2 separate regions of the Homo sapiens genome follow, and region 2 is linked to region 1. A link is a loop called in an ENCODE intact Hi-C map of the cell type or tissue named here. Cell type or tissue: heart left ventricle. All regions are shown on one strand. Links, peaks and the distances in the headings refer to the core of each region. The heading gives the core; the rest is flanking DNA. Region 1 overlaps SOX6 (SRY-box transcription factor 6). Region 2 overlaps SOX6 (SRY-box transcription factor 6).

The links. Peaks named below come from ENCODE experiments on the same cell type or tissue, not always from the same donor. Only the 100,000 strongest peaks of a DNase experiment are listed, where the experiment ranks them.
Region 2: a loop joins it to region 1, with 2.3 times the contacts of the local background. A loop is called at or near these places in 3 of 110 quality-filtered maps.

What each region holds. Positions count from the first base shown.
Region 1 is chr11:16,231,474-16,242,674 of GRCh38, reverse strand. It overlaps SOX6 (SRY-box transcription factor 6), which reads left to right. Exons shown (of 16, transcript NM_001367873.1): 4 at 8,004-8,093. Among named protein-coding and RNA genes, the nearest start is that of SOX6, 120 kb to the left of the region's middle. In heart left ventricle, for the core only: no CTCF peak of the experiment used is centred there; no DNase peak of the experiment used is centred there; H3K4me3 peaks cover 1,748 bases; H3K27ac peaks cover 3,154 bases.
Region 2 is chr11:16,286,668-16,297,868 of GRCh38, reverse strand. The region is part of intron 3 of SOX6 (SRY-box transcription factor 6); the gene reads left to right. Among named protein-coding and RNA genes, the nearest start is that of SOX6, 64 kb to the left of the region's middle. RefSeq lists enhancers at 1,853-3,208, 6,534-7,822. In heart left ventricle, for the core only: no CTCF peak of the experiment used is centred there; no DNase peak of the experiment used is centred there; H3K27ac peaks cover 2,131 bases.

The sequences.
Region 1 (11,201 bases), core at 2,058-10,057:
GCTGATCTCAGAGGAAAGGTTTTTTTTTTGTTTTTTTTTAATGAGCCTCAGTTTTCACTTAATTTCTGGTGTGTTTTCTTTTGGTTGCATCATGTTGAGAAAGTCCTAATTTATATAGACAAGTTATTGTAAGTAGCAATGCTTTAAACATTTACCTTAAGGTCTTTGTATATCTTTCAATGAAGCAAGAAGTTTGTTTCAAAGCACAGTCACATGTCGCTTCACAATGAGGATACATTCAGAGAAATGCATCCTTAGGCAATTTCATTGTCATGCAAACATCATAGAGGGTACTTACACAAACCTACATGGTATGGCCTAGTACACACCTAGGCTATATAGTATAACCTATTGATCTTAGGCTACAAACCTGTGCAGCATGTTACTGTACTAAACACTGTAGGCAGTTGTAATACAATGATAAATAATTGTGGATCTAAACATAGAAAAGTTACAGTAAATATATGACATTATACTCTTATGCAAGACTACCATTGTATGTGGAGTTTGTCTTTATGCAGCTCATGACTGTATACATAATAAATATTTCAATGTGGTAGTACAAGTTAACTCTTTGGTGGTTTCCAGATGGTTAAAATTTAGAATATAGCACATTCGTGTATGTATGACACTTTTGGTTATGGTTTTCATAATGTTTAGATTTTTTTAAGTTGCAACTTGCAGAAACCCAACTCAAATTAATAGGAATGTATTGGCTTACATTACCAAAAGCCCAGGAATAAAATTCTGTTTTATCTATTTTGGGATGTAAGTATGCTAACATGAGGTAAAGATTTTTTTCTGTATCCATTCTTACTGCTGCTCCTTCTGCTTTTCTTTCTATTTTTGGCTTCATTCACTCTTATTGCAGGCAGGCTCTATCTATGTGCCAGGTGGGATGGTCATGACTGTCCACATGCATATAGCTTCCAACCTGAGCATGAGAGAGCCTTTAGATAGTTCCAGCAAGTAATTCTGATTGGATTGAATTTGTCTTTGTGTGGCAAGGGGGAGCAGTAGAAGGCAAGCAACATAGAACTATGATTGACCACTCTCATCAAGACAACAGCAGTCAGAAATATTTTCCCAAAGAAACCAAAATAAAGAATATAGGACACACTGGATACAGAAATTATTATCTCCACAGAAATTAGAATACAGTTTTAAAAAAGTGAAGTATGTATTTTAAAAAGTAAAAATAAAACAAATAGTTGTAGAACCCAAAAAGCAGGAGCAGAAAATAGGGGATAGAGAAGATGTCACGATGAGTAATATTTTAGCAACATGGACAGCCATAGTTTCTAATGGAATGTTTTTATTCCATTAAAATTGTGGCACATCTGAAGGCCTCCTGGGCAATAAGATACAGTGAAAAACCAAGGCTTCAGCCTGCACATGTACTTCTGATAGATGAAAATAAAACTTACCTTGGAAGGAATTACCTTATGAGTTCAACAGTAATTTTAGGAAACTGTTACCTATTCATTAGTGGATGGTATTCAGAAAAGGAGAGCTTTTAATTCAAACAAAATAAAGCATTATGGAAAAAGAATTGTGGAGGAAAGGAAAACCAGCATAAGTGAGTGTGCATAGGAGAACTGGCAGTTGACCACTATTGGTTTTCATTGCAATATGCAGGATTTTTTGCACCCCTCTCCAAAGAATTAGAGTGTCTTACTTCATATCTGAAGCAAATAATTAGTAATTTTTTTATTTTTCACTTTTGGATACTACATTGTGGGGACAATCAAACCTATGTTCAAATAATGATTTAAATAGTCATGTCAGCAAAACAAGCACTGCACTGTAGTTAGGGCTCTGTCACCAACATTTTGACATTGGCAAGACAGGTGACTTCCTTATCTTGACTCTGTTTTCTCATTTCTGAAATGAGGGTATTGGTCTTTATGATCATTGAAGTCTTTTTTAGTTATAGCAGCAGGCCATAGGTTTCTGAATCATCCGCTGTATGTTTCCCTCTTTTTCTAGATTGGCATTGATAACAGTTGTGCTTTGAAGGAAATTTCAGAAGTTGCTTTTGAACAATTTCTGTTATTGTTATAGGTGTTAGGCAGCCTTGGAAAGCAGATAAAAGAGATAACTCTTACCTGCACCTATAGAACAATGTGACTTTCATTGACGTATGTTAAGTACTGGTTTTAAGGAATGCCTATGAAAAAAATATCTAAGAATTTGGCAGATAAAAATTGTGTATAGAGAGAATATTGTACCGATTATGATGATGTCTGTATGTGTATGTACAGGTTTCAAATGTGGTATGGAGCTTTTTCTTCCTTATGAGCATTCCAAAATCTTGCATCTAACAGTTCTAATTACATTTCCAATAGCTTCCACTGCCACACACACACACACACACACACACACACACACACACACACTATATTATCTAGTAAAGTGGTTTTGGAATTAACATTTTTCCTGGAAGGAATATATCTGATTTAATGACCAAATCGTTTTAAGGCAGCACAACAGAATTTCACAGGAACTAAATCTATTTTTTCACACCGATCATGCATGTTTTACTCAAGCATTGAGTCATTAGCATGTTTATAATGGTTCTAATTTAGCACAACATTTTCTGAATTTTATCCTTGAGTCATTTACAAATTGTTCATATTGAGTAAACAAAGGAAACAGATTGCATTTTATACTTAGTAATTTATCTGAAAGAAGAGGGGAGGGTTAATTGTTTTAAAGTTTTGGTCTGTTTGGGGAAGTGAGCCTGCTTTTTCATTGCTAGGCATAAATGCCATTTCTCATCTTTTTGGTAATGGGGGAGGGGTGTTATGGAGGAGTAAAATGAAAAATTAGGACCAGGACAAGATTGGCCACTCCCAGAGGGGAGTGTGGAGCAAAAGGGGAGCTGGCACGAGATTATCCAAAACAGTTGGTGCATTCCTTAATGATCAAGTGCTTGAGAAGTCCAGCTCCTCCTGGCAGAGCATCTGTGTTGATGTTTATATCATTGCCCTGCTGTATGGGAAAGGCATGCTTTCTCTTGCTGCTTGGCTAAAAATAGGACGGAATATAGTATTGTATGAGATATTTTAAGATAGCAAAAACATTTAAGAGGTTAAAGGTTTGACTTTTGGATCAAAAAAGATCAGTAATATAACTCATGGTGTTACTTGCAGACTGGATTTTATCTAGAGTTTGTTAGTGATTCGTACTCTTGGTTAGGGAAGTTATTCTAGGTTTATTTGGTGTAGTCTGAAAAACCCACTCCGCTGTCTTTCTGTCAGCTTCCCAGCGTGAAGAGCAGGCCTGAAAACAGCCTCTATTTATACTCCCTTGTTCTTATTTGGAAAATCAGTTGTTTCATTGGAGAGAGAGGGAGAGGGGGAGAGAGAGAGAAGAGCATGAGCAGTCGTCAGGGAGTGTGCTTTGTACGTTATAGTGACTTCAAAATAAAACTGGCACATTTTAGTGTCTAATTATTTTTAGTGAGCTTGGAGGGTTTTAATTAAAATTTAAGAGTGCTCTTCAAGCTCTCCAAGTTCCAATTTTATCCCACTGTATTGTGGAGCACTTGCCACTGTGGAAAAATGTACAGTAACTGGCATGTGCAACTCTGTGTTTCCTAATGAAAAATGTGAGATGGATAATCAGTGGGGATATAAATATATTTTGCTGGATTTAATTGTAAACCAAGGTCATGGATACTTTTGATAAGTTATCATTGTTCTTGGGTAAATAGAAAAATTTATTACATTTGAAATTTATGATTCCTATGGTAAAAATAAAAGGAATTGCTTTACTATTTTCTCAAAGTGTTAATAAGCAACAGAAAATCTGCACATAGAGCCAGCAGTAATTGTTCTCCTCACTAAAATATTTTGAAGATATTTTTTATGTTGTTTCTAGTGTTTTAGCATTTCTAAGTTTAAATATCACGAGGTAAAGGGAAAATAAGTGTTTGCTTATAGGTAGATTGTTGTAAAGTGCAATAAAGATTTGTCACATTATCTCTTCCTCTTCCCCATGCTGTAAGTTTAATGACAATTTGTTTATTTATTTTTGATCTATCTGAAATACCTTTATTTTGTACAGTGTGGGAGTTAATACTGCTGCAGGTTTGTCTGACTAGAAGTAATTTAAAATTGTTCCCAAAATATCACCACACAGATTAGGAAATCAATATCTCACATACTCTTTCTTTTCATTTTTCTTACATCATAAAATTAATTACTAAGTTAATTAGCGAAAACATTACTCAGCTGTGATAAAGCATTCTTGACTTACCTGGCCCGAAACCTAAGTACTTAGGAAGCAGAAACATTGCTTTGTAATTTATTATGCATGATATTTTAAAAACAAAATAGTTCTGAATTCTATCTTCCTTTTCTCTCAAATTTCTTGAAAGAGAAAAGCTTTAATTTGAAAAGGGAAAGAAAAAACCAGAAACAATGCAACTGATAATTTATAATACATCAAAACGTTTACATCCTTGCTTAAATTATAGGTGAGAACTGAAGTCCAGCTCGCGATTTTTGATAGTACTCTTTTAATCATTATTATTTATAAAAATTAGAGAAGATAAAGTCCTGCATTTCATTGAATAAATATTGGTTAATGGAAACAGATTCTTTCAAAGTAAGAGGAATTAATTTTGGCATTTTCTATTTCAATACGACTTTAGCATAATGCTACTTTAGCATTATGACTTACGTTCATTTTTTAAAAATATGTACATATTATGGTGACATTTTTCATGCTGTAATGTTGTGATTCTTTATTTCCATTTCCAAAAAGCATATATTTTCTCTCCTGTTTTTCAGATGATGACAACTTAAAGACATTAAACTTGGAAAAGTCAAAGTCAGATAATAAATTTACTGCATATTGTTTAATTGTTTTGAGGATGGTGGCAGCATTGTAACTAATTAGTTAATTGTTTTCAAATTAATTTGTAAAATATATTTATGTTTATAAAATAATCCAAGAGTGTCTTGGGGCTGTTCAGTCCTTTTTTTCCATTTGGAATCTTACATGATTACTGTGTTAAAGCCACTCAGTGTGATCTTATTCTTTCCATGTACATAATGCAAACAGGCCTTCTTTGCTTATTTTTACCACTTTGATTTTTGCATTTATGCTTGATCAGAATAGGTCAAAGTCTGATCTGATCAATTGCCTCTGTAATACTAATGTCCCATTAATGTAGTTGAGGAATGTGGCACAAAGGGAATGGATCCTTACTTTTAATTTGTACCCATACCTGGATATTGTTTTGAGATAGAAATTTGAAAACATAAATTTTATTTGTAACTTTGTATCAATTACATATTTTCTCATTTCAAATCAGGAACCTTTTGGTGGTAGCAGTAGTGTCTTCTGCTTATAGAGTGCTTAGTAACAATTCACTTCTGAGAAAAAATATCATCCTACTTACTTTATATTATTACGTGGAGAATGCTTAGCACCAATTGTGGTATGCCTCTAGAGGTTTGGCAGTCAGATAATGGGGTAGAAAGCAGTCATTTGTCAAGAGACTTTCTTACAGGTTCGAGTCTTCCTGGAATCTCCTAGTCCTGAGATTAAACATTGATAAGCTTGTATGTACTAACTTTCATTGTCCTATAGATAAAGGCAATCAGTGGTTGCTATTAAATATTTTCATGGCTGAAAATGTAGATATGCAAAGGCTGCTTTATTTTTTCCCTCAATTTCTTCTACTGAAATGGGAACTCATATAGCTAGATTAACTGAGCATTGCAGTAAGGATTAATTTTCTAATAGGAATGCGAAACGCTTTGAAGTTATTAGCCATTTTATTAATGAGTAGCTTTTATATAAAGCTGTGTCCACATGGTTTAAGTGTGTATTCCTGTTGTTCATATAGCTCTCTTTTTCTCCCATGAAGTTTTAGCATTCTTTTCTTGGAGCTCTAAAAGATTTCAGGTCTATTTATAGAAATGAGAGACATATTTTAGCCTGTTTTACATCCTAAAATGCATTTAATCCTAGTATATGGACTTGCTCTGAATTTGTTATTATTACAAATAAATTGGGCTTTTATCTTTGACTACTATACTATATGCTCTCAACTCAAACTTTAGCTAAAAAAGTTATGCTTTTGTAATTGTATCAGTAATTATTAGCTTAGTGCACTGATATAACATATGAAAGGCTAAAAAAAACAGAATTGGGTAGGATATTAAAATAAAAACTTTTTGTTGACTATTCTTATCCATACTCTAACGTTATATCAATCTCTTTCAGAAATTCAAACCTGATTTGAGAAAAAGCAATCTGTGACAGGCATGGATTTGAAGAATTGCTTCCTAACTCTTAACTTAGTATTATCATTTTTATGACTTTAGCATAAAAACAAAATAAGTATAGAACAAAATATATATCTCATTTCTGAATTTGAATAAAAAATAGTAAGAGGCTATTTAAGCAATTAAATGCAACCCGAACATATGCATCTGCATGTAGGCTCCATTGGAACATCACTCAGAATCCAATTTTGAAGCACAGTAGTAGATCATTTGTTGAAGACTGAGAAAATAATAGGAAATAATGGAATAAAGAAAGAAGGAAGGTAGGAAGGAAGGAAAACGGGAGGGAAGAAGTAAGGGAATGGGCAAGGAGCTTTCATTTAATAAAATCAAGCTGACTTCTATTTAGAAAGAACTTCAGCTCTGTGATAGCCAGTTCGGATGGTTGTTCTTCATCAGCCGTTTTTACAACACACTGATCTGGATTCTATCCCTTCCTTGATTGATTGATAGTGTCACAGACAAATGTTAATTGTTTTTTCACCAATACTTTCTAACCATGCAGTGGTCTTCTCATCTCTTAGCCAGGGCTCATGGTCTTTTTCTGAAGCTTATCTAGCTTCTAAAGCCCTTTAGATCCATCTTGACCTTACTGTCATTCTGAAAAATTCAAGGAGGATTTAGAAGCTGGAGAAAATAAAAAATGAAAGGGAAAATACTAAAGAGATAGGTGCTGATACGAGAGAGAAAAGGCATTTAGAATTGGAGTAACTGTTTTAAATATAATTTTAAAAGGAAGTTATCAGAATTTTGACACTTGGAATGTTAAAGTTTTATGGGAGTATGCTTTGCACTAAGGATTTAGTATTTAAATCTGCATTCCCTTTTGGAAACATGACCTATTTGTTAAGATTTGAGGCTTAAAAGATACAAATAAATAGTGGTAAGCAGTAGCACCAGTTGCAAATCCATTTGCATAGAGAGCAGAAATAACTCATTGAGAAAAATTTGGTAATTATCAAGACATTCTAAAGTTTGGATTTCTGTAGTCTTTATGAATCTTGATAAAAACAAGTGTAATTACTCCCTGTATTTTAGTATGCTATTTAGAAATACAGTGGGGCAAATAATAAATGGCATTTATATAGGTATTTATTTAATAAAAATATGTATCAGTTTTTACATAAGAGAAAAATTTTAGCAGTTTTATTACTAGGGGTCAGAGAACATCTTAATTTCATTTTCTTCTTGTTTTGCTTTAATTGGATATTTTATAAAAGTTAGATTTCTTTTTTAAGAACTAAGTGGTTACAGATTGATTGGGCTCTTCTCTCTTGATTATCTGTTATTGTTTCTTGCACAGCACATACATTTTGCTTGGACTTAAAAAATATTGCCTGGATTAAAAGGAGTATCTAATGTTAAACTAATAGGAAAGAGCCCTCTTTTCTGTACTATCAGTCTAAGAAATGACAAATGCTGATTGAATATTAATAGAATTATAATACTAAAACAGATTATTGAGCATTATCTTTTTTCTCTTAGATGATAGTTTAAATAATTATCTGGTAAAAATAAACTTTGTGGTGGTATTTTATAATACACATTATAGAATAATGTAATTTTCTATATCCTGGGGTTCAAGCTACAGCAACAAAAACAGCTTTATGCATTCTTAAATGAGAATTTCCCCATAAACTGACTTTCTAAATTTGTAATAAATATATATTTTTAATACTTACTTTTGTATTTTAATAGATTCCTCCTGCATGGAAAAACTACTTTCAAAAGATTGGAAGGAAAAAATGGAAAGACTAAATACCAGTGAACTTCTTGGAGAAATTAAAGGTACAACATAAAATATATCGAACATGTCAATGCAGTGATGTGATGTTATTTTGTATAACAATGTATTTGCTGATCTTCTGTACTGTAACAGTAAATCTTACATGTAACATTTGATTGTACATGAGAGGGTGAATATTATAGGTTTCTGAGCTTTTATTCCTTGCAATGTTTACAAACTGAAAAATTTCCCCACTTTTTGTATTAGTCTATAAACATATAACTTATAGGATATGCTGCCTCATTAATTTACTTCACAAAAAAGTATAAAAACCTTATGTTAAAAGATGAGCAAATTAAGCTAAAGATAGTCTTAGTTTTCCCTCTTAAAATTATAATAATAGCTTAATTTATGAATCCAAATTATTTTGAATTTCTTCTAATCAAAATGGGTTGCCTGTAGCACCTTTAAAAATGTTTATAGAATGTGCTGTACATAATGGTTTATTGGGGGATTCTGAAGCTTGTTTACGTTGGTTCAAATCCTGGCTCTGTCACTGGACAGAGTAACTTTGGACAAGCCACTGAAGTTTTCTTTTTTTCTTTTTCTTTCTTTTCTTTTCTTTTTTTTTTTTTTTTGAGATGCAGTCTCACTCTGTTGCCAGGCTGGAGTGCAGTGGCGTGATCTCAGCTCACTGCAACCTCTGCCTCCCAGGTTCAAGCGATTCTCCTGCCTCAGCCCCCTGAGTAGCTGGGCCTATAGGCGTGCACCACCACGCCCAGTTAATTTTTGTATTTTTAGTGGAGAGGGGTTTCACCAGGCTGACCAGGATGTTCTTGATCTCTTGACCTCGTGATCTGCCTGTCTTGGCCTCCCAAATTGCTAGGATTACAGGTGTGAGTCACCGCACCGGGCCTGTTTTATGTTTTATAATCCTCATCTATAAAATGAGGATAATACAAGTATTTCCTTCATAGGCTCATTAAGAAGTTAATACATGTATAGTTCTTAGAACAGTACCTGGCACTTAAGAAAGTACTCATGAGTTTAAGTTTGGTGGTTATTATTAATATACACAGACGATCCCATGTTGATAAAGCTCAAATTTCATCAGGTTTAGCATTTTGTGGTCTCTGACTCAGATGAGAATAAACATCTTTACTTTTGAATATACGTGATTGATATTATTATTTTTAGACATGTTAAGAAGTGGACTATCCCAATCCATTCAGATAGTAAGTTACCTTATCAGTTGAGAGTTATACTTTTTGCCTACTAACCAAACTCTTGCTGATTCATTTATGGAGAAGAAGTGCTGTATTATTATTATTTTTGCATTATGAATGAAATTCATGATCACGCATCAACTTTGTCAATCCTTACGGACAGTCATCACTGTGATTTGCACTAACAATTTGGGTACTTAGTTACATTAGTTTTCTGAATTTATCCAACAACTTTAGGTGAATCTTCCTATTGGTCATGGATAATATCTGAGTTAAGATGAAAATTTGATAATAATTATCTAATGTAAATGTTATTTTGAATTTACTACAGAAAATTTCCTAGTTTTCAGGCATGTCATGTTCAATTCAAGTGAAGAGAAAAGGAAGTCATCTTTTTTCCCAGCAAATAATTAATAAATCATTGCATTAACTAATTATGTATCGAAACCAGTGGAAATTGGATATTATTTTGAGTTCCCCTACTTCTGTTTTGTACCCATAAAGGCCATTTGCTGTCTTGGAAAAAAAAAGAAACTCAACTTATTGATGGATACAAAGAAAGTCATTAGTGACATATTCTCTATCCAGCTGCAATAACATGGTGTTTGCTACTTTGCACGTCATTCTGTGTTTTCTTCCCTTTCCAAAGTCATTCCTTTTTATAACAGTGAGAACAGAAATGGTTTGTACAAAGGCAAGCTTTTTCCAGCATGAAAGATGAGGGTCCTGCTTTCTCTTAGTAATGTGAAAACTAACATTTTATTATGTTATAATTCAACATGGAGTTTTTGTACTTCAGGGTATATTTTCTCCCCCCCTTTCCGTCTTTCTTTATATTTAAGTCTAATTTTGAATTCAAAATTTAAAAAATGTGCTAGTCTTGGATACTTGGAATGTATAAATCACAAAAGTGAATCACATGAAAAATTAGCCTTTTCAAATTCTTTAACCTTTTTTTCTGGATTCTTTGTGATATGTGAACTTTCATTTGTGTGTTATTCTGAGTTTCTTATGGGCATAAAATATAAGATTCTTACTAAATTTATCTTTATTTATTCTCCATTATCATCTCTTCATACATCCTAATATCTTTTACAGAAAATGTACCAAGAATATATTAATTTAAAAATGAAAAAATCAGTTAAAATAGTATTGAAATAGTTTGAGTAAACTGCTACCAAAACTCAACATACATTTTTATTCTGGTGGAAACCAGGCCAGTTATTATCCACCTAAATTACTTCTCATTTTCCTGAAATTTTAAGGTGACCTAAATTATATCTTTGAGGAATACATACAATCATGGGTTATCAGTATTTAATATTATATCTCAAGCATTGTGTATTTTTGATAGCTCTTATATTTTTCTGATTATAAAATTCATATGTATTTATCTGTAAGAAACATACAAAAAAACAAAAAGGTAGTGAAATTATCTTTTAATTCTACTTGTATCTTATTGTATATTCTTTCCATTTTAAATTATGCATACTTATGTTAATTTTCCCCACAAAATTAGAATCATCCCATTATAATTTTTTTGTAATCTATTTTCCCCACTTAATGATATATTATGAATTTTCCTGAGATTGAGTTATCTTCTAAAATATTATTTTTGTTGGCAGAAAGTATTGCATAAAATGAGGTTTTCATAATGTAACTGGGCCTTTTCTTCAACATTTAAGTTGTTTTTATTGTTTGTTGGTTTAAAGAGCACCTATTTTGAAAACAGAAAACATTTTTATTAAGACTTATCAACTTATTAGTGGTTATTTAGGTTATATTCTTGAAAGTGAAATTCCTGGGCCAAAGAGTTTGTTCTTTTTAAAAAGACTTTTGATTCATATTGCCAGTTACCCTTCAGGAAGAGTGTAGTATTTTGTGCTCTCACCAGTAATATCTGCAGGTTTTTATTCTCTTGCCCTGAATAACAAGTATTATTAA
Region 2 (11,201 bases), core at 1,469-9,468, 56 kb before region 1:
GTTCCTTATTCCCCCTGTCAGCCTGGGAATCCCTGAGGCTGTGCAAACTGGCTGAACATCACTCAATCCAAGTTTTATATCCCCTTTTAATAATGTTGAGTCTATTCTGTCCAACTTTGATTCAGACAACCTGCTTGTCTTGAAAAAGTGATATATTTAATCAGTGACTCTGTCTCCAGCATAGCTCCCACTGCGTGTGACTAGAGCCAGAGAGTAGTGCAGTGGTCTGTCATTTCTGTTTGAATGGGTAATGTGGAGCCCATCAGCTGAAAAGACAGGAGCTGGAACTGCTTGTTAGGACACATGATCAAAAGCCACTCTCTGCTTTCTGCCAATCAAACCTCATGTCGCCTTGTGGGGCAGACATTAAATAGATTTTTTTTCTGCCTTACAATATGGGCACTTTGCCAGTTTGACATGTGAACTGTTACAAAAGATAGCAGAGTTTTGACCACTTGCTGACTGCTTAAAAATATTACCGAACACTTGTCAAAATGAAATATTCATAATACTATATTATGATAAATTCAGTGAAGTATTATTTGGTGCATTTATGTTGTAATTTATGGAATTTTTTTTGTGGGGCAGAAGAAACAGTAGACACTTGCTTCTTGGGTGAAAGTAAGGAAGACAAAACTGTAAATCAGTCCAATTACAAAGCTATCACAACTGTGTGACAAATAGTTTTGAATAAGATGATTATTACTTTATGAAAGTAACATTAGTTAATTAAATGTTATTTTGCATTCTCTCTCATCTGCTTTAAAAATTATTTACTTCTTGTAAGTCATTGTAGGAGAGTGGCTTTTGTATTATATTTAATACAAAAATATGTAAAACTTTTATTTTGAAATATAATTCAGGATCTTATTCCTTCTTCTTATTGAGAAGATGGACACATTTTAAATTCGAAGACAGTCTTTAATTTGTGGCTGTCCTGATGGGTGTTTTTACTCTGCCTTTTCTTTTTCTTATCCTCTGAAGATTCCACTATTATATTTCTGCTTCATCTTTGTGCCCATAACATTACCCAGTAATGATAGTGGAATAGACCTAACTTCTAAGGTTTTTAAGAGAAGAATGAGTACCTAAGTACTTTTGACTTAAAAGGTCATTGAAATGGGCATTTCCTACCATTTTCAAACCACCCAGATAACTGTTCTAAAGCTGTTAAATCTTAGTTGGTGTTTTGATATCTCCAAACTTGCCACTTGCCGTTTCTTCTCTAATGATCATTTTAAAAGGAGTTAAACATTTTCACCAAAACATACCATGGCAATCTAGTGGAACTCATTTAAACAGTGAGCTACACATAAACAGCTGCTCCTTCAATAAGCCATTCTTTATAATACCCTTATTACCTTCTAGTGTCTCAAATTCTGATTAGTCAACAGTGCTGATTGCTGTACAGCATTCCGTTGCCCATCTTCCTTCTGCTCAGCTGCTCATGTCTTAGTTGTTATTTGATTACAACACAACTTGTGCATTGTTTCACCAAGTTGCTCTTCACATTGTGTCTTAAAAACTGAATTATCTAGGGAAACTGGGGTGTTGTGAGAGTGACTTTCTTTATACACATTTAAAATATCTGAGTAAAGCATGGTATTAAAAAAGACATAACTATGGAATTCTTAGGTTGGAAAGAATAATTGTGGCTTAAAACTCAGTACTTATAATTGAATTATGAAACAGACATTAAGGATGTGGAAGTGTTTTAAAAAGCATATACTATTTTACAAATTTAAAGAGTTATAAAAATGTTATATTATGGTGATTAAATTTCAATCAGATATAAAGTTCTGGAAGAGGTAATTATGTATGTATAACTCCATAGGAAGGGCCTAAAGGACCTTCATCTTTGCCCCAGGACTAGATAATTTTAGTCCAATTACTGTGCAGCACCAGTGATGCCTCACTAAATAGGATAGCCTGTTGGTAGTTTAAGTTGTGATGAAATAAGTAAGGGTGGGAAAAATCTCTATAATGAAGTTTGAATTTCAGCTATTCCTTTGTTGTGACCCCCTGGAATTTACTCTTAGTGAGTAGGAAATGCTGACACACTAGAAATGCAACCCCAGTAAAGGCCCTAAATCTGTCATTGTGCTCTGGAGTCTGCTCTGAAAATAGCAAAGCTCTTTTGGTAAATTAAAATCGGTGTGAATGGGAACAGATGTTGACATGTTTTACTTTATCTTCAGGGATGCCAGTTAAAGAGGAGGGGGTCAGCAAGGTTAGATGGTAGGAAATAGAGTAAGTGTGCAAACTTGTTTTGTGAAGGGAGTTCTGTTTTGGGACATTAGTCAATAGAATTGTATTTCTCTTTTGTAGTCCAGGTAAGAATTATACCTCCATTACTATATCTACAGGAAAGATGAGGGGGGGTGGTATTTATTTCCGGATGGCTATCTGCTTTTGATGTTCTCTTGTGATTGTGTCTTTTCTTCATCAAACTGCTATAAACTGTCTCAGATTGCTATTAGGTTTTACTTTGCAACATCATTTTGGCATAGCTTCCTAAAGTATTTGTTGAACCCTAGTGCTGTAGTAGAGTCTTTGTACTGGTATTTGTCAAAAATAATGAAAATGGTTTATGCTCTAAAAATGCACAATTTATCAAATACCTTGTATAGTTAATTTAAATAAGTCTCGTAGAACTTTCAGTCTTGATTTGAAAAAATAGCATAGGATGAATTTATTTATAAGAACCTTAATAGTTTCTCTCAATTCCTTTTACATTTTAGATTACCTTATAATTTTCTAAATCTACATGAACAATAATGATCAATTTTGTCAGTATTATTCACACCTTTTATTAATTTAACATAGATGAATAAATGTGAATGTTGTGAAGAGTTGATTGGGAATAGATTTTAAATCTGACAGTTAGATTACAGGGTACCTAAGAAAAAATGGCTCTTTCACTAGGTACCTAGTAATTTAATTCTTGTTTGAAATTATTATAATTTATTACAGTGTGTGGGTCCTAATGAATGTCTACTATTAAATGAAAAGGAGAAATTGAAATTAAGATTATGAAATTCTTTTAACTCATATCTTTAAATCCCCTTAAACAATTCAGAAGACATTAATAAGCTATGGAGGTTATGTTCCATATTCTGTAATGACAAATAAAAACAATTTTTTTCAGTGTTTAAAGAATCTAGAAAATGTTGAGTGTCATTAAACTTCAAAGCATGCAATCTTGGAATTTTATAAAATGGTTGGTAGTAGCCATTATAACAGCATTAAAACTGGCAACTTCATTTAAATATTTATTTGGACTATACATAGATTTTTCTAGCATTTGAGTTTTCCAGAAATAGTGACTATTTCCTTAGTGTTAAACACTTAATGTAGGATGATTTGAGATTTCATTGAGCTATGTACCACACCAGATTAACATTTTAAAAATTCCAAATACCAAGGAGAGTTTTAAAATGTCAGTAAAAATTTAGAAATAAAATAACGATGTCCAATTGCCCAAAGGCATTGAAAGTTGCTACTTACTCCTAGATCTAAGTAAAAGCTGGCATGTACACAAAGTGAAGCTCAAGACTTTTAAAAATAATAATTCCTGATATTAATGTAATAAACATTTACTGTTTATTACATTAATGATGATATATGGCAATTTTTCTAGCCTGATGAATTATCTGAAATGTCATTTGAAGGGTCCATTGAGTATCTTACCTGGTAAGAAGCCCCTCTTGCATAAATATGGCCATGCTTATTTGAAAATCATTTAAGAAAGAAAATAAGCGTGATTGGCCCCTTGAATTTCAAACCATTAGCATGCTTACCTAAAACTTCTAAAATTTTGTTTCCTAATTTCTGGAGCTTTTTTTTTAATTGATGCTGCCATAATGCATATATAAGCCAGTAATTAGTTTATGTGTAGAAAGAGAAAAAGAAAATAAGCAAGGTGGTGAGAAGTTTACATTTGACTGTAGAGAATAATCCTGCTCTGGGTTTTTGACAGCCTCAGAACAGTGCAAGCAGAGGAGATGTAGGGCCTGGTCGTCTCTCACTGCGGTGACCCCCAAGTACTAATCTTGGATATGAGAAATAAAATGTGATGTCTTCAGAGAGTGGCTATTTAGGTAGATTTTTGTTGGTTGGTTGTAATTTCACATAAATTTCCCTTGAGACTGTGGAACTGTGCTTAGACCTGTAAAAGTCACATCTCTATTCTTTTCTTTTGTAATACAATTCTCTAACTCCCTCTCCCCACTCCCACCCCTACTTAAGGATGTGTTGCCAAAAGAATGTAGTGAGAGTGCTAGCTGTTTTTAGATGGGAAGGTGATTTGTTGCCTCTGATAATCTGCTTGTTGAGCTCAAGTTAGCTCTGGCATCTGAAGGAAATAAATGTCAGAAACAAGTAGGGCAGTGCTCTCTTAGAAATGATTACTGATCTCTTTTTAAAATGTTTACAGTAGTTGTTTAATAAGGAAACAATTGGACAGAATTTATGCTGCCTAAGTTTCTATAAATAACAAAGCCTTTTCTCATCTATCTGTAATGTCCACGTGGTTGCTGTTTATCACTGTAGCTAGTTCCAACAGTTAAATTCCGGTGTCTCTCATCTACTATTACAAAAGGCTAAAGTGGGCCAACTACATCATGGGGATAGGGCAGGAAGATAAAACTTTCTCATATTATTCAGTGTGAGAACATGATGGCTGTACTATAAAAAACTGCTTTAAAATATTTTTGCTAATTGTGATTCAGTAATTTTAAAATGTTAACTTTGGAAAAACATTGACAATTTACAAAAGCATATCTACTGTTAGATATTTAATTAGATTTTTTTCTCCTTTGTGCCTATTTAAACTCTAAATGAAAGATGGAAATATGTTTGCTCTAAATATTTGATGTGATTGAGATGAGATTAAGCGGTTTAAATGATTTAAAAATTATATTTACTTTAGTGCAATCTGTTAGATTCAATGCTAATCTGTCTTTTGGTTTGCTTTGTGGTACAGGAAACTAAGCACCGAGCGTTAAACTATTCAGTGCATGGTTAGGGTTAAAAACCCGGGTTCCCTCTCTGTACCAGTTACCAAGTTCTTCAGACAAAGTTGAGTTTGCTGTTCAGACATTAGCTGTACTTCTTAGCGATGACCTTGTCGGGTAGAGAAGCATGGCACAGTGGCACTTTCCAGCTGTATTCAGCCTATCCGTCGGGGTATAATCATGCTCAGTCCCAGCACCGCAGGCTTGGACATATGTTGAGTTTTATTTCTTTCTTCTGACATTAATCCTATTCACCAGCTGTTCTGCCAGCTGCCATTCTTCAGTTTAGAGATTACATTTTGGGGGATACCAACAAAGGTCTAGTTGACCACTGCTTTCTTTTTTTCACTTATTCTATAGAAATGATTGGACCTAGGGGTTAAGAGAACTCAATCTTTTCCCACTATCACCTCACTTTTCTTTGGATTCTAGACATTAACATGATTTATGATCGCTCTTAGTGTGTTGTAGATAAGCCTTCCAAAGCGCCAGATTACCACCTTACTTATAAATCCCCTTTCCATAAAAAGGTTTTAAGTTTACATTGAAGGATATAATTAATGTTTCTTATGCTATTATATAAACAACATTAATTAGTGGCAATTTCTTTTGATGTCCTAAAACATATTCCAGCTGAAAATATACTTTCAGTTCTTCTTTGTTTTTCCCCACAGGTTTGATAACATATCTGAGTTAAGATGATACTTTTCCTTTCCTGAGCTATGGTTTCACTAATCTTGTTTGAATGGGCTATTAAATCTCTGTTACACTCATAATATATACTAATAAGTAGTATAGATTTCTCACTTTGTATTCCAGATGATCTGCCCATAAGCAGGATGTTAAACATCTGTAGTTTAAGCCTCTGGGACTAACAAATGCATTAATGCCAGAAAGAAATGTGGCCTGGATGATAAGGTCACAGACCATGTGGTAAAGAAACATCCCCAATATTAAGTCTGCACATACCCTCCATTGTTAATCCTTCCATTTTCATAAAGGCAAAAAAGACTAATAGACTTAAGTTATCATCATTTACAGTACATATTTATTACATTAATACCAACAAATACACAAAATCCCATATGTGTTATAATTCTCCTCGCTGATATTTTGAAGTCATTTAAAATGTGTACGCACATGCCTCACAATAGCATTATTTTAGCCATTAATTTACCTGCCTACCTAAGAAGATGACATCAATATATATTTGTTTATAGACAAAATTCTGCTTTTGCCTCTTAACTTTGTGGCATATGTAGGTCCTATATTATGGTAAATAACTCAGTTTAAATAGCACCTTTAGGCTGGAGCCATTAGAATTGAGAACACCCTACTGAAACACACAAAACAACAACAACAACAAAAAACGTAATGGTGTATTCTGCAAGGTAGGTTTATTTGTTTATTCGTTCTTTCATCCATCCATCCATTCATCCATCCTTCCTTTCACTCATTTATTTGTTTATTTATTTATTTATTTATTTATTCATTCATTATATTGAGCAGGATATTACTTATTGAGCCACATAAAAGAAAACAGCATCTTGTGTTTACCAGACAGCACAACACCTCGTATATATATATATATATATATATATATATATATATATATATATATATAAATTTATAGAAAAATGAGAGGAAGTTTATAAATTGCCTGCTGAAAAAACTATTGATTCCATATTATCCCCCTATCTTCTCCCAAAGCTCTGACAGTAGTGAACCCCATTTACTAAATATGAACATTCTATTTATAGAAATATTCATATTTTTATTGGTGGCCAAAGCACTGCTTATAGGAAAACCTACAGGTGACTAATAGGAGTTGCTCACTAAGTGGAATAATGAATAGTATTAGGTGTCAATTAAATCAAGCTTCCCCGAGGTGCAGGTGCTCCACAATGTACTGACACATTTCAAGTAGCAGTGCCACTTCACCCATGCATATGAACAAGCACATTTGCATATTAAAAAGCTGAAAATTATTTAACTGAAGCAAAAGTCTTTTAGAGATGATGGAGGTTATTAAAACTGTTGACAAGAAAGAAGGTAATTGCCTGAAAATGAGAGATGACATTCTGCTATACACAGGGAACGTTGTTTTTGTTGTATTGTGCAGCAGTGCCTGGGTGTATAACCTATTACATTGAGATTGCTCCTATGCAATTAGACCCTTTTTGTCCTCACTTCAATAAGGCTATGATTATGAAGGATTGAAGAACACTTGGCATATTGAATGTCTGTTGTTTTTATAACTTCGTCAGAAATGACAAAACACGTTTTGTGTCCTGTTTTTTCTTTGTAGGCTTATTGATTCTGTGATTATAATATTCATAAAAGACAATGTGTTCATGGTTGAACACTCTGTCATTTATACAGGTTTTATTTTTTTCTGTCTCAGCATAGTATTTGTTTGAATGCCAAGGTGTTAGTCATAAGATGAGCAGATTTTTAAAAGTAAAAGATGAATAGGTGAGAAGTTTATCATGCTAATAACCCCAAATATTACTATTAAAAGTGTCATAAAATGGATGATTTCATAGGTTTCAGATGGAAATAATTCACCAACTAAGAAAACTTGAAAGCTATTTTATTTACTCTTTGATTTTGAGCTGTTTATTTTCATCAGATTTTTTAGTGCTCTTATTGTGCTTTGGTTGTGTTTGTTAGAAGAAATGAAGATTCATGGCCCTAGAGGAAGACACTTTCTTGATAGTCTGAGAGACAGTACATCTGGGTTGACTTAACTCCATTCTGAGGGTAGTAACCGAAACAAGTACAGTGAATATGGCAGTTGAAATGGAAACATGGAAATCATTGCAGGTGTAGGAAATTTCAGATTTTTTGCTTTATTAATATTATGCTTGTTAAAAGACTTTTTGTTAAAAGACTTTATATCTAATCATCTTAATTAGACTTCAGCTCCCAGCAGAACCATTGTAGCAATACTTGAAGTCCATTTTCATCACTGTATTTTTTTCTTGAAGATGAGTATTGGTATTCTTTGTGACGTAGCCATTGTAGTGTATTCAGGTGGACTTTAGGCCCATGTTAAACCACATTTTACTCTGGGCCAATCAACTTCTGCTTTTATTCCTTACAGAGATTTAAATCCTGGACTGGTTTGTCAGACACAGAATTGATAGGCTGCGAATAAAGCCCAGATGCACCTAGAAAGTTTTCTAGGAGTTTGTCATTTATGTGCTCTTTTTATTCTTTGATTTGGATGCATCTGGGCTTTAGTAAATCAAAAGGCACACCTAGGTTTTTTGTTAGCAGCTGTCTGGTTTATCTAATCTGACGTGTTCATTTCTTTAAGTTGAAGACAGAAAATGTCTTTAGGCATAGCAATCTGACTCTTGATTAGAAAGATAAAAGTGAGATACCTCAGTTGTTTTTGAACGCACATTATTTACTGCCTGCTGAAAACCTTAGCTATTTAAGAGATGAAAATCCTGAGGTAGTCATGCTCAAAGAGTAGGTTATGGAAGCTACCAGAGTGTGCCAGACTTGTCAGTTACTTCATATGCACAGATCTAGTCACATATCCTGCACCTTGATTTCTATTCATACAACCAGGGAGTTGTATGAAATTGTTAATTTTATTCCCTAATAGGTCATCTTGTTTAAAACTGTTAAGAAAAATCTTAACCTTACTTCATGTAACTGATTTTAGTAGGGAGTAATAATTGTTTTTAACTATACAAATAGCTAATGGAAAATTTTTTTCTTGGTAAATTAAAATTTTTGTTTTAATTCTTGCCATTTGTTTTGGTGCCATTACTTAATTTTTTTCTCAATAAATTCATTAATATGAGGACATCTTGTGCCCAGAATTCATTATATTATTTTATCTGACCTTTGAATAATTATCAGTTTGTGGATTAGAATTTTAAAAAACAAAGGTCAGAAATTAGCTTTCATTTTAATTTGTGAAAAATTGTATACTGGATATATTTATGTTAAATATGATTTGTTTAATGGAGACTAAGAAATAGGTTTGAGACAAATCAGGATTGTAGATCTCTGAATGTGTTCTGGAAATGAAAGTATTATATAAAATACTTTCTCTTTGTCCAAGGATAACTTCTACATAGAGACATCATATAGTACTGAGAAATCAAAGGTGTACTTTTTGGTAACTGAACTGTTATGAAACTTCACTATCTGGTATGTCATTGACAAGCCCTCATAGGCTTATATATATTAATAGCATGTCCCCATAAATGTTAGAATATTTAATAAATGAATGACTGGGCTCTAAAATATCTTACTAAAAAGTATATTTGAATGTACCAATGTTTAGCATTTCAGTGGTTTGAAGAAAATTCTAGCTTTAGAACATATCTGCTTTCTCCACTTAGATATCTACTTCTGATACTGCTTTTTCTCATATTTAGTATATCTAATGCCCTTGTAAACAAACACAAAGCCCACAAACCATCCTATTATGAGGATGGGAATGGTAAAAATGAGACTATAAAGCATATAAAAAGAGCAGGTTCACCAGGTCATGTGGACAGAAGTTGAATAAAGTATTTAGGTGGCTGATCCAGAGTAGGATAACTATAAACTCAAATATATTGAAAGACCAGGCCTTAGCATAGTCTTGAGTTGAGCAAGGGTTTGAAGAAATTGTATATGATGGGAAGAGAATCTTCTGAATCGGGGTTATTTCCAGGGAATACTGGACCCTTGAGAATTCACACTGTACTCCTGCCTTTTCTCTACTCCCTCTCTTGAACATTTTTCAGGTGAAATCAAGTTAATGAATAGCCAGTGTACCTGTAAAGTATGAAAGGCAGCACAAAGCCTGAAGGATATATATGAAGGTGGGAGACAATGTTACTAGGAAGTTTGGCTCAATTCCACCCTTCTCTTTTTTCAAAGGCAGATTAAATGTATGTGAGCTTAAATATACTTTAAATTTCATTTACAACCCATCTTTCTTCTTCCCTGCTCACTATTTTGGAGTCAATGGGAAACTTAGGAACCACCTGACGGTACCCAAGGCCCAACAAAGCTTCCCAGTGTGGGGTCAAATGTGTAATGGCTTGACTTTGTTGTATAAATGAGTATACCAGGAATTCTCTGGGTCTTTGTTAAGTTAATAATACTCTAATCGTACATAGTTTACAGTTTGCAAAGGGCTTTTGCATGCCTTATTTCAGCCTCATAAAAATTTTGAGTGTAAGGAAGGACAGATACTCTTATGCTATTCTAGAAATGAGGAAATTAATGATTAATGTATTGAATAGCTGGTAAATGGGGAGCTGGAGTAAAACTTTAGGGCACTTAATACTTATTTCAGTGTTTTTTCTATTCTTCTATGTTTCCGTTCAACATGGTAAGCACAGTGTCCAGGTGGAGTACTTGAGTTTAATGGGGCCCTTTGAGCTAACTTGCATTTCAGGCTTATTAGGATTGCATGAACTCAGTTGGCCTGTACTTTACTTGACCATTGTTAATGTCTTCAGGGTATGAGGAGGTTCTTTAAATACAGCAATAGTATAGGAGGAGCGTGTGTGTGTGTGTGTGTGTGTGTGTGTGTGAGAGAGAGAGAGAGAGAGAGAGAGAGAGAGAGAGAGAGAGACAGAGAGAAGAGAGATTAAAAGGAGAGACTAACAGGAAGAGATGGTATAGCACAATATAGCATCTCTTTGCCCCCAAATACCTAATCAAATAAACTATTGCTCTTCTCTTGAGTGACGCTTTTCATCAGAACAACAATTTTACATTTCATAGATTCATCTACATAACTATGTTAACAACAGCAACAGGAAAGTATATTTGTGTTTTCATGTTGCTTTGAAAAAACTGTCAAATTTAATTTTTTTCTAGCATTTTTCATAACAAACTTCTTCCATTAAAAAAACCTTATGGTGGAAAAATTTTCAAACCTACACAAAAGTAGAGAAAATAGTATGATGAGCCCTTATGGACCTATCATCTAGCTTAAACAATCATAAATATTTCATCTGTTCTACCACTTTTTTGGTTAAAGTTTAATTAAAAAATATAAATCATGAAATATGTCAAAAAATAATAAACCCAAATTTCTGCTACTATTATTTAACAGATATTAATAGTTTAAATTTATATTCCTTATATGAAACATGAGCACAGGACTGCAATAATTGGAAGATAGAAAATAGGCAAAGGGCACTGAAATAGAAGAGAATG